Regions from separate parts of the Homo sapiens genome. Here region 1 is linked to region 2. Evidence: chromatin loops called from intact Hi-C (ENCODE). Cell type or tissue: endothelial cell of umbilical vein. All regions are shown on one strand. Links, peaks and the distances in the headings refer to the core of each region. The heading gives the core; the rest is flanking DNA.

Region 1 (5,384 bases), core at 168-5,167, 74 kb before region 2:
GGTGGGGGTAGGTGGCATCTAATATGTAGACTGTTAGCACAGTCCCTGACCATGGGCCTGACACCCAGTGTTTGTCAGTACTTAACCCACCCAACCATGCTGCTTGAGGACAAAGGATTGACAGTGTGATGCTTGGGCCAGGGGGCTTCTGAACTGAACTGCTAGAATACATTTTTAAAATATGCATTTAAATTTGCTTTAGGGAGACCTCAATGTTGTACAAAGATAAGTAGTCAAATAATCTTTTTTTATTGGTTTGTCAAGTTTAGAACTGCATATAGAGAATTTTAGTATTGGCAATTAGAGTGAATCTGAAATTTAATTCCTAAAACGAAAAACAAAATTATTTGGGGAGATGAAAGTCTTTGCTCTTCATGTTGTGACACACACATAGAATGTTCTACCAGTTCACTCAGTCATGGGGCATTTGGACAGAGCCCTAGAGGGCTTGTGGTCTGATGTTCTTACTTGGCTGGTGAAGAAATTGGGATCAGAGGAGCAAAGGGCCTTGCCCAAGGTCAATCTAGGTCAGAAGCAGAGCCTGCATCCGTGTCTTCAGTGCTGAGCCTGCAGAGTGCCATGGTTCCCCTATCCTTGCTCTGAGGATAAGCCACACTCTAGCCACAAGCGGGGGTGTAACATCCCTGAACAAGAAGATCTTCTGCTCCAGAGCAGCATTGTTCAGTAGAACTTTCTGCAGTGATGGAATTGTTCTATATCTGCCCTGTCCAATATGGCAGGCAGGAGCCACAAATATCTATTGAACACTTAAAATGTGGCTAATGCATCTGAGGCATTGTGTTTTTACTTTTAATTAATTTAAATTTAAATAGCCCTGCGTGGCTGCTGGTTACTGTATTGGCCAGCACAGTTCCAAAGATAGTACATTCTTTGAGGCTGGGGCCGTGGCTTGTTCGCCGTGGTCTCTAGAATAGCATTTTGTCATGATAGGGCCTCGATATATGTTTACTGAGTTGAGTTGATTTGTGTATTTTGAATATAACTCTGCATCCTACCCTAGAATCACATGATAAACTAGGAGAAATTAATAAAACGTGAATTTTTGCTACAGTGCTAATGACAGTATACCTCTTAAAACAAAAAAGCTAGTAAAAATAAATATATTTTAGTAATATGACTCTCAGAGATATCTGGCCCATTCTCTTTGAACTCCCTTTTCATGTCTTAAGGGGAAATCTATACGGGAATAAGCAGCTGATGTTTTTCAGTGGCATTGCTGACTGCTGTGATGACGTGGGCTCCATCCTGGCTGGTTTATCAGGCAGCTGATTCATAGTCATGTTTCCTGATGCATCCCCCTACAATGATACCTTGATAATCTCTGGGGGAAAAAAAACTTAAAAGATTCTCAAACGTTCATTTACCCTAAAACATCTGACCCATTTTCAAAGGTGCTTTGTCTTCCTTGCCTTGCAAATTGGTGTAGCATAGTGTTTAAGAGTCTAACAGATCTGTTGCCATTTCCTAATTGTGTGGCTTCTGTTTCCCTACCTACAAAATTGAGATATGCCCTATCTCATAGGTTTGTTCTAAGGATCACATTAGACGCTGTTTGTGAAGGGCTTACAATTGCCTCCCTGTAGGAATAAAAGCAGATGCTTGCTGAAGGCTTACTATACGGCCAAAACTGGTCCAAGGACTTTACTCATATTCACCCATTTCATTCTCACAACAACCTTATGAGGTCCAAGTTCACTTAGGAGACACGACTAAGCAAAGTAAACCTCCTCTGGAAAGAGCCTGTGTTTTTAACCACTATGGTATACCAAACCGTCTCACAAATAGTTAGGATCTGATAAATACCATTTTTATGACTGTTTTTGCAAAATATCTTGAAAGTCAACAGACTTTTAAGCCCCAGCCAGGTTACCTTTTAGCCATGGCAGCTGTTTATCAGGGGAGGAAGGGAGCTATTTTCTTTAAATAATATGTCTGGGAACATATCCCATCCTGAGCTGATCCATAACACCTCATTTGGTTAGAACAATGCTATGGACAGATGCCAAAGCCCATGTCCCAGGTGGGCAGTAGGGGAGCTGAGAGGGCGTGGGGCCTCACACACTGATGCTTGCTAGCTGCTTGTTGATCACTAGGTGAAAGTCAGACAACTCTGCCCACAGGAAGGCCTTATAAAGCTAATCCCGAATGTCATCCTCCCCACATCTTCCCTAGATCAAGGTAGAGCAATTGTAGAAGCTGCTTTGGACATGAATCAGAAGTTCCTGGGTCACCCTCTGAAGTATGAGTCATGAGGTGGCCTTGCATTCTCATGGGGAAGCCACCTGCCATGCAGCAAGTGACCTCATTCCCTATTGGTACTTGCTTTGATCCCTGAAATCAAAATCTTGGCTAATGGACATGTATATTAGTGCACGTATGTACATAAGTACGTTTGGGAGACAGAGATGAATGAATAAACTCTCAGCAGAGGTTTTTGATTTTGATATATTTGGTCTGATTAGCTTGCAAGTTAGAATATAGTAGGTTCTATGAGGCTACGGCCATGGAGTCTATGTGTAAAAGCTGTCTGCTTCTACACTAAGAGTAACTATGCAATCATGAATGTTAGGGAAGAATGTAGGTAGACAAGAACTGGCTATTGTAAGGGGCCAGTGTAAGGTGCTCAAACCTAGCACCACTAGTGGGAAAAGGAGTCAAAGGGCATCTTTGCTGAATAAAAACACAGTGTCTTAAGGCCTCAGAGGCAGATTCTGGGCAAATGTTATAGCCGGAGCTCAGAATCTCAAAGAGAACCATTGTAATGCCCTATGACAGCCAATGACAATAAAGCAAGGAAAGGGCTTTCCTCCTCCCCTTTAGTTTCCTAACTGCTGTGGCTGAGCCCAAGTGGCAGGACCACCACCATTTGAAGTCCACACAAGTCCTACAGCTCTTTGTTGGTTGTTTTGCTGGCACTCACCAGGAAGCAGAGTTCACCCTGGCGGAAGAGGTTTGAGCCCTCTCCAGCGCAGGCAGCTGTGTTCAGGACCTCTGGAGAATGCAGTCATTTGTTTACACAGCTAAATCAAACACCTCCTTGGGAGGACAAGCTGCAGTAGCAGCAGGCTTCCTTCTTTAACTGTGACCTCTCTGTCTGTAATTCAAACACATTCAGTAACAGATACATTAAATTATCTGTTAGGTGGGAAATGATGTCCAGTAGAGGCAGAGAAAGAAAGAAAATCTTTCCTTTTGTTTAAACTTGATGATCAAAGTGGGGAGCAACCCTGTGCTGACGTGGCATAAGAGGACATATTTTGACGAATACATCCAGGACGTGCTAGGAGTGAGGTCTTCGAGGGTAAGGGAGCCACTGCCCGCTTAGAGATGTTGGCTGTATAATCCCGCCTCTCACATCTGTAACTCCTAAACTCAGGCTGAGAACAAAGCGGGCGATGAATGCCAGCGGAGGGCTCAAGTGGCCCTGCTGGTGTCAAGGTAGACACCTGGGGTTCCTTTTGAGAAATGCCAATGGATGTGGGCAAACATCCCAGAATGAGTTTCCTGGCTAATCTAAACAGTAACATTCAAGATTTATTTCCCACTACATGGAAAAATCCACTGGATAAAACAGCCTTGGGCTATCTGAATTGGTTGGAATGGTGAGTTAGAGGCCGAAGGCACTGCAATAAATTTTATCTTGCACGCTGGGCACCGCAAACAGACATCTGAAACGTTCACCCACAGAGAGTAAGGAAACACATGACGACTGGAAAACAAAGGGACAGGAAATGCACAGCTGTTAAAAAATGTCTGTCTCTAAAATAAACAACTTAAATACAATAATGAAACAAATAAAAAGATCAAGTTGGAGGACAAAGATTCACACTGGGGCAAAGCCACGAGGTAATGCCTGCGTCTAACTGGGTCCAAAGGAAGAGAATCACCTGGCTGACAACTGCAGGGCACTTGAGCTCTTAAAGTTTCTTGTTGAATCATCCCAACAACTTGGGCACATGGATGCTACTATATTCAAAACATCTGCTAATCAACAGAGCTGGGCACTGACCAATCAGACCACATTCTGGCCACAAACACCCATTTCAGCCACACCAGTGAATGCCACTTGAACTGCAGTTTGGGTTATCATCCTCAGTTTTCTGGCAGTAAAACAGCAAAGTTGCCTCCAATCACAGAGCCTATTGGTGCAAGAGATGGTGTCCTTTCACCTATAGGTGAAGCTTTTGCAAGCCGTGCCTGCTGACTCCAGGCACTACTTCTTCTCCCCTGATGCTGCAGCCACACCTCTGCCCAGCCCATCCATTTCTCTTGAGCTTCACATCTCTGCACTTTGCTTATGCCCTTCCTCCTGCCTGAAATTGTCTTTCTTCCTTGCTTAGCTGGAAAATTCAACCTTTACAGCCCAGAGAAGCATTTATGAGCGTCTATTCTATGTGACTACAGCTCCACTAAGGTAAGTTGGGAAGTCAAAAAGAAAAGTAAGGCAGTTTCGGCCCTTGAGGGGTTCAGGGCCATGAAGGTGCGGAGGCGTATAAACAAATCATGATCAAGGGCTACAGGGAAGGGAATGGTGCACAGAAGAAGGCCCGAAACATAGGACCTGAGTCCTGAAGCGTGGGTGTGGGTGTTGACCTGGCAGTCGAGTGGGGGAAGGATGGAAAGGCTCAGTGGTACCAGGTGGGAAGCCTGGGGCAGTCCCATAGAACATGGAAGAAGCATGAAGGGCTAGACTGGGAAGGCCTTTACCTTAACAGCAATGAGGAGTCACTGTGGAGCTGTGGGCGCTAAGTCTTGGCAAGCCTGGGATTTTAGAAAGATCTTGCTGGAAGCAGTTGAGAGCTGAACAGCAAGAGACTGGCGGCCTGGCAAACAGCTAAGAGAGACAGTACACGCTTCTGTAAATGGAGGCCATAAATGGGAAAGAAGGAGGAATTTCAGAGATAATTTGGAGGAAGAATTGACAGTGCTTAGAGGATTTATGATGTTTTGAATTGGATTTGTACAATCTGTTTCTACTCTGTCAGATTGAATTATGTTCTGCTAGTCCTCTGAGATACCACTATTATGGCATTATTTAATGACATGCTTATCTCTCCAATGTGAGCTTCCAAGGAATCAGGGATTAACAGCATTTATTCAAATGTAGGTAGCTCAATCCATGCAAATGCATGAATGACTGAATGAATTCACATCTTTTTGGTTTCCTACTCTAATCTAGCTACTTTCAAGCAGGAAAATCCAATCATAATAGTGCCTATTATGCTGCATATTATAAAATAATGTCTTCCTTCATTGGATTCATTATATAATTTATCCAGAGAATACTTTCTGAGCCCCCTATTAATGTGGGCTGCATATGACAGCAGAAAGAGCTTTCTCATCAGAGCCAGGCAGCTCTGGAT
Region 2 (5,384 bases), core at 183-5,182:
CCATAAAAAATGAGTTCATGTACTTTGTAGGGACATGGATGAAGCTGGAAACCATCATTCTCAGCAAACTATCGCAAGGACAAAAACCAAACACCGCATGTTCTCACTCACAGGTGGGAATTGAACAGTGGGAACACATGGACACAGGAAGGGGAACATCACACACCAGGGCCTGTCGTCGGGTGGGGGAAGGGGGGAGGGATAGCATTAGGAGATATACCTAATGTTGGATGATGAGTTAATGGGTGCAGCAAGCAACATGGCACAGGTATACATATGTAACAAATCTGCACGTTGTGCACATGTACCCTAAAACTTAAAGTATAATTAAAATAAATAAATTAATTAACTAAAAAAAAAAAGATTTTGGTGGTCAATATGGTTTGGCTGTGTCTCCACCCAAATCTCATCTTGAACTGTAGTTCCCATAATCCCCATGTGTTGTGGGAGGGACCCAGTGGGAGGTAATTTAATCATAGGGGTGGTTACCCTCGTGCTGTTCTCATGATAGTGAGTTTTCACGAGATCTGATGGTTTTATAAGGGGCTTTTTCCCCTTTTGCTTTGGTACTTCTCTTGCCTGCCACCGTGTAAGACGTGTTTTTGCTTCTCCTGTGCCTTCCACCATGATTGTGAGGCCTCCCCAGCCATGTGGAACTGTGAGTCCATTAAAACTTTTCCTTTATAAATTACCCAGTCTCGGGTATGTCTTTATCAGCAGCGTAAGAACAGACTAATACAGTGGTTAAGAACATAAGCTTTAGAGTCAGACACACTTGGTATTTATTTATTTATTTTAGAGACAAGATCTTACTCTGTCACCCAGGCTGGAGTGCAGTGGTACAATCATGGCTCACAGTACCCCTGACCTCCTGGGCTCATGTGATCCTCCCATCTCAGCCAAGACTACAGGCACATGCCACTGCGCCTAAGTCTCACTATGTTGCCCAGGCTGGCCTCTGAACTTAAGCGATCCTCCTGCTTTGGCCCCCCAAAGTGCTTGGATTACAGATGTGAACCACTCCACCAGGCGCTACACCTATGTTTTGAACCCTATTCTACTGCTTATGAGGTATACAAAATGGGGAAAGCTTTTAAAAATTCCATTTTTATCAGTTTTATTATACGTAAAGTGAGAATAATAATATCTGTTGCATAGAATTGTTAATAGTGGTTGTTGAGAACCCCTACATCAGAGGGCTGTGATTAAATGAGATTATATGAAAGGAAGCACTTATCACGGTGCTCAGTCTAAAGGAAGTGTTAAATGGTGGTATTATTACTTTGATAAGAAATGTTGACTGTTGATGAATTTACTACTTCATGTCTTGAAATCATTGATGACATGATTGAACTTTTAAGATGGAGGTCCATCTTCTTACATATAAAAATATATCTGTGATGCTGGGCACGGTGGCTCACGCCTATAATCCCAGCACTTTGGGAGGCCAAGGTGGGCGGATCACGAGGTCAGGAGTTCGAGACTAGCCTGACCAATATGGTGAAACCCTGTCTCTACTAAAAAATACAAAAATTAGCCAGGCATGGTGGCAGGCACCTGTAATCCCAGCTACTCGGGAGACAGACGCAGGAGAATCACTTGAACCCGGGAGGCGGAGGTTGCAGTGAGCCGAGATTGCACCACTGTACTCCAGCCTGAGCAACAGAGCAAGACTCCATCTCAAAAAAGAAAAAAAAAAATCTGTGATAACCGGTATGTCCACTCAAATACTTATTATCTCCTCTATAAATGCAAGAAAAGTTTCCTCTCCTCTCACTTGCCTCATTTCTGTAATTAACTGTTGCCACCCCTCCAAATACCTTCACAGCAGCAAAGATAACTTTACATTTTTATGGACTTAAAATGTGAAGGCATTAACTCAGGTATACTAGTTCGCTTGTCCTTCACAATTGCCCTGTCATGCAGGTATTATTCTCATTTCAAAGATTAGGAAACACCCTCAAAAAGGCTGGATGACCTGCCAAAATCATGTAGCATGCCAATAGAAAAGTTGGGGTGGAAACACAGGCTTTTTCATTCTTTCCCATCACATGAGTCTTTGACAAAGCAGGAAATAAATGGTTGAATCTTCCTTTGACTTATATCTCCCCTTCCTGGTACACAATGTCATCAGCTTCTGCAAAAAGTTGACCAGTGCATGTATGAGTAGGGAGGCATCCCATTTTCCATGGATACCAATGCAGGAAGCAGTTGTTAGTTCTTCATTCTAGACTGCCACTGGGCAGTTGTGGTTTTATCCCTTTTATTTAAAACAGGGAAACAGGCAGCTGTAATTCAGCATTTGTTAAAAAGGAAAACTGAGTCATTTGTTTTTCGCTGATTTCCATTCTAACCTCCCTCTGTGCTGATAGAAGGCAAATAGCTCCCAGACCTTTTGGTGATTCATCCACATATTGGCAGCTAGTCTGGGATTCCAATTCAGTTCCAAGAGCACTAATTTCCTATTTTCTCCTTGTTTCAGAAATTATCACAAAAGACTTTAATTACCACTGTGAGCATCCAAAGAAAGGATAAGATCGGGTTGGTTTTGCAAACTGCTAGGCTCTTTCAACCCTGAAGATGGGCCTTTTGGACTGGAGCCTGCAGGTGAAATGCATCACCAGCCATCTTTGTAAAAGGTGAAAGAACCAGCTTCACGGGGACCTGGGGCTCAGACTTCACTCACACTTCTGAGAAGAAGTAAGGAAAAGAAAAAATGGAGAGGAAGGAGTGAAGAGGGGAAAGACTAGAAAAGTTAAAGGCAGACAGAAGGGGAAGCCACTAGCTTCGGGTCCTCCTCACTGGTTCCTTTCCTTGGAGCAGGGAAACTCACAGGTGCAGGGGCACTGGAAGTGGCTATCTGCCTTCCGCCTCCCTCCTCTTGTCCCACAGAGGCTCACAGCCTGGATTGCCTGTAGTTGAGCACTTTCACAACATTGCTTACCAGCTGCTCCCCACTGTAGAGGATGTTGTCAGATTACTTAATATTAATCTCTCTTGATTAGATTGCAAATTATACTTGAAGTTGTTTTAGTGAAGTCTGTATTCTATTTTCATTCAGATTAAAGGGTAAGATTTGTGAAAACATTCCCAACAGCTTTGGTAAAACAGTTTAATTAATTGGATTTGAAAACATTGGCTCCAAGACTGAATTTCAGCCAGCAATAAATGTCTCCAAGGGGCATATAAGATTCTTTAGGGTTCAAGTACATTTGTTAAAAAAACTCTTTTAAATAAAATAGTCTAAGACACGCCTAGTGCAAGTAAACTCCCATTATGGCCTAGGTTGTTAAGCCCTTGCATCAGTTTCCTTCAGCTACTGGAAGTAAGAAAAAACAAAGTGCACCCCAGAGCAATCTTTCTGCTGGTGTCACATCTCCTGCATCAACCTGGAGTGGCCATTAAACATACAGACTCCCAGGCTCCATGGCTGAACTACTCAATGGGAACATCTGGGAGTGAGGCCCAGGAATCTGAATGTTTAGCAAGGTTTCCAGGTGGCTCTGATGCACGCACCTAGCATTTGAGAAGCACTCCAGAGGAGATCAGAAAGACAGGCCAGTTTTCCACTGGAGTAAGTGCCAGGGTTTGCCTTCAGGCTCTCTTGTCCAAGTCCAGTTAATTCTCACAGCTTCAGGATCACTACAAACCAATCACTGCTGGAGGGAAAGTGGGACTGGTTTACACGAAGAAAATATAACACTGGCTTCTATTACATCACCAAGCATAACACACCAAAACCAAACATGCAAATGTTGGGGAATTTTCACTTATTGAATTATGTAACAGCTCTGAAATCTTTTATGTGATGTTGTCATTTGACTGCACAGTTATTTATCCATTTTTAACTCAAGGAAAAAGACTTCATAAATATAAAGAATGTTTTATGACAACAAAGGCATATTCTTTCTGCAATCTTAGATTGTTAGTAACCAGAATCTCCTTACAAAATATATACACATATATTTTTAAATTACAAAATAGACTGGGCCTGTCTGGGTTAAGTCAATAATTTGGTGGGCTCAAATGACACAACTCAAGCAAGTGCAGCTGTGGCTTTGCCAGCATTTTATTTACTCAGTCTCTTTGGACTTACCTGATGCAATGACTCTGTCAAGGCTGCTCCAGTGAAGGAAGACATCTCATAAAGCTTCATCTCAAACCAGTTTACCAATTATGTAAACAGTTTTTGAGGGTTGTCTATGTGCCAGGCAATTATGCTGGGTACTTATGGATAGAATTAAGCATGGTATTAAAAGAGCGCCTCTCAGCTTTTAGCTGTGTGTCACAACTACCTGTGAAGCTTTTTGAGAATACTAAAGTATAGGCCTTACCACACACCCACTGAACTAGAACCTTCAGGAGCAGCATCCAGGCAACTGAATTTATAAAAATCTCTCCAGGTGACCTTAATGCAGAACCAAAATTAAAAACCACTGTGTTAAATCCTACAAAGAGCCTTCCCCTTCTGAGAAGTTTCAGTCTATGGGAGATATACTGATGTAAATCCATCCACAATAGGACATGTAGTAAGAACACATTTTAAAGAAAACACATCAGTGATAGATAACATCAAATATGACATAGAAACAAATGTATAGACAGAAGAATAAATAAAATTGACAGAGGTTAGGGAAAGCAAGGAGACATTTCTGGGCAGATTCTATTGTATCTGGTTGGCAGGAGAAATAACAGATTCTGCTATTCATTTTTCGTAATACTAAATTAAAGGCTCAGCAAAAGTTTCCAGTATAAAAAGCAATGCTTTACTTTTTCAAAATTCTGATATATTTGAAACTACATACAAATTTACAAAGAAATTATCTAGAATATATATACTTTTTATTAAAAATATACAACTTTTAAAATTTAGGTTAGAGCTACAGATGACTAAGTCCTACATAAGACTTGTGTATGTTGTCCAGGAAAAATAAAAGACTAGACTAATATGCTGTGAACATACATATGAACATGTATCACATCCATGTTTAAATGAATTCCAGGCAGTCATATATTAAATGAAAAGAAATCAAAGGTTTGCAGTCTGGCTAATGAGAGGTTCTCTGAAGGGCATTCTGTGGAATGCATTTCTCTTGGCAAGTTGCTATGGTGGACTCAATTCAATTCTAAGCAGATTTCTTTAATCCTTGTTTCTAAGTGGGTCAGCACCATCTGATTTTAAGTATTATTGCAAGAGACATAGGCACGATGATTACTACAACCACCCTTCCCTGGAAAGTTGCTTTTCCTTTGATAATGCTTGGAAGACCCAATTCACACAAGTTGAAAAGTCTCAGGTAGGACCAGCACTGTCACAGGAGAGGGGACAAACCGAGTACAGCTGGTGGCTTTCAGATGATAAACATGCCAAAAATTCCATCGAG

Evidence for each region. Hi-C counts contacts between places; a loop is a spot of excess contacts. Peaks named below come from ENCODE experiments on the same cell type or tissue, not always from the same donor. Only the 100,000 strongest peaks of a DNase experiment are listed, where the experiment ranks them.
Region 1: a loop joins it to region 2, with 2.4 times the contacts of the local background. A loop is called at or near these places in 4 of 110 quality-filtered maps.

The regions. Positions count from the first base shown.
Region 1 is chr1:94,066,126-94,071,509 of GRCh38, forward strand. The region is part of intron 11 of ABCA4 (ATP binding cassette subfamily A member 4); the gene reads right to left. LOC124904222 (a long non-coding RNA gene) reads left to right here and starts at 4,234. Exons shown (of 2, transcript XR_007066231.1): 1 at 4,234-4,435. RefSeq lists enhancers at 1,741-2,940, 3,131-3,688. In endothelial cell of umbilical vein, for the core only: no CTCF peak of the experiment used is centred there; DNase peaks (open chromatin) are centred at 1,266, 2,106, 2,986 and 3,646; H3K27ac peaks cover 5,000 bases.
Region 2 is chr1:94,139,917-94,145,300 of GRCh38, forward strand. LOC105378858 (a long non-coding RNA gene) reads right to left here. Exons shown (of 4, transcript XR_947605.4): 4 at 4,903-5,384. Among named protein-coding and RNA genes, the nearest start is that of ABCA4, 21 kb to the left of the region's middle. In endothelial cell of umbilical vein, for the core only: no CTCF peak of the experiment used is centred there; a DNase peak (open chromatin) is centred at 2,335; H3K27ac peaks cover 1,441 bases.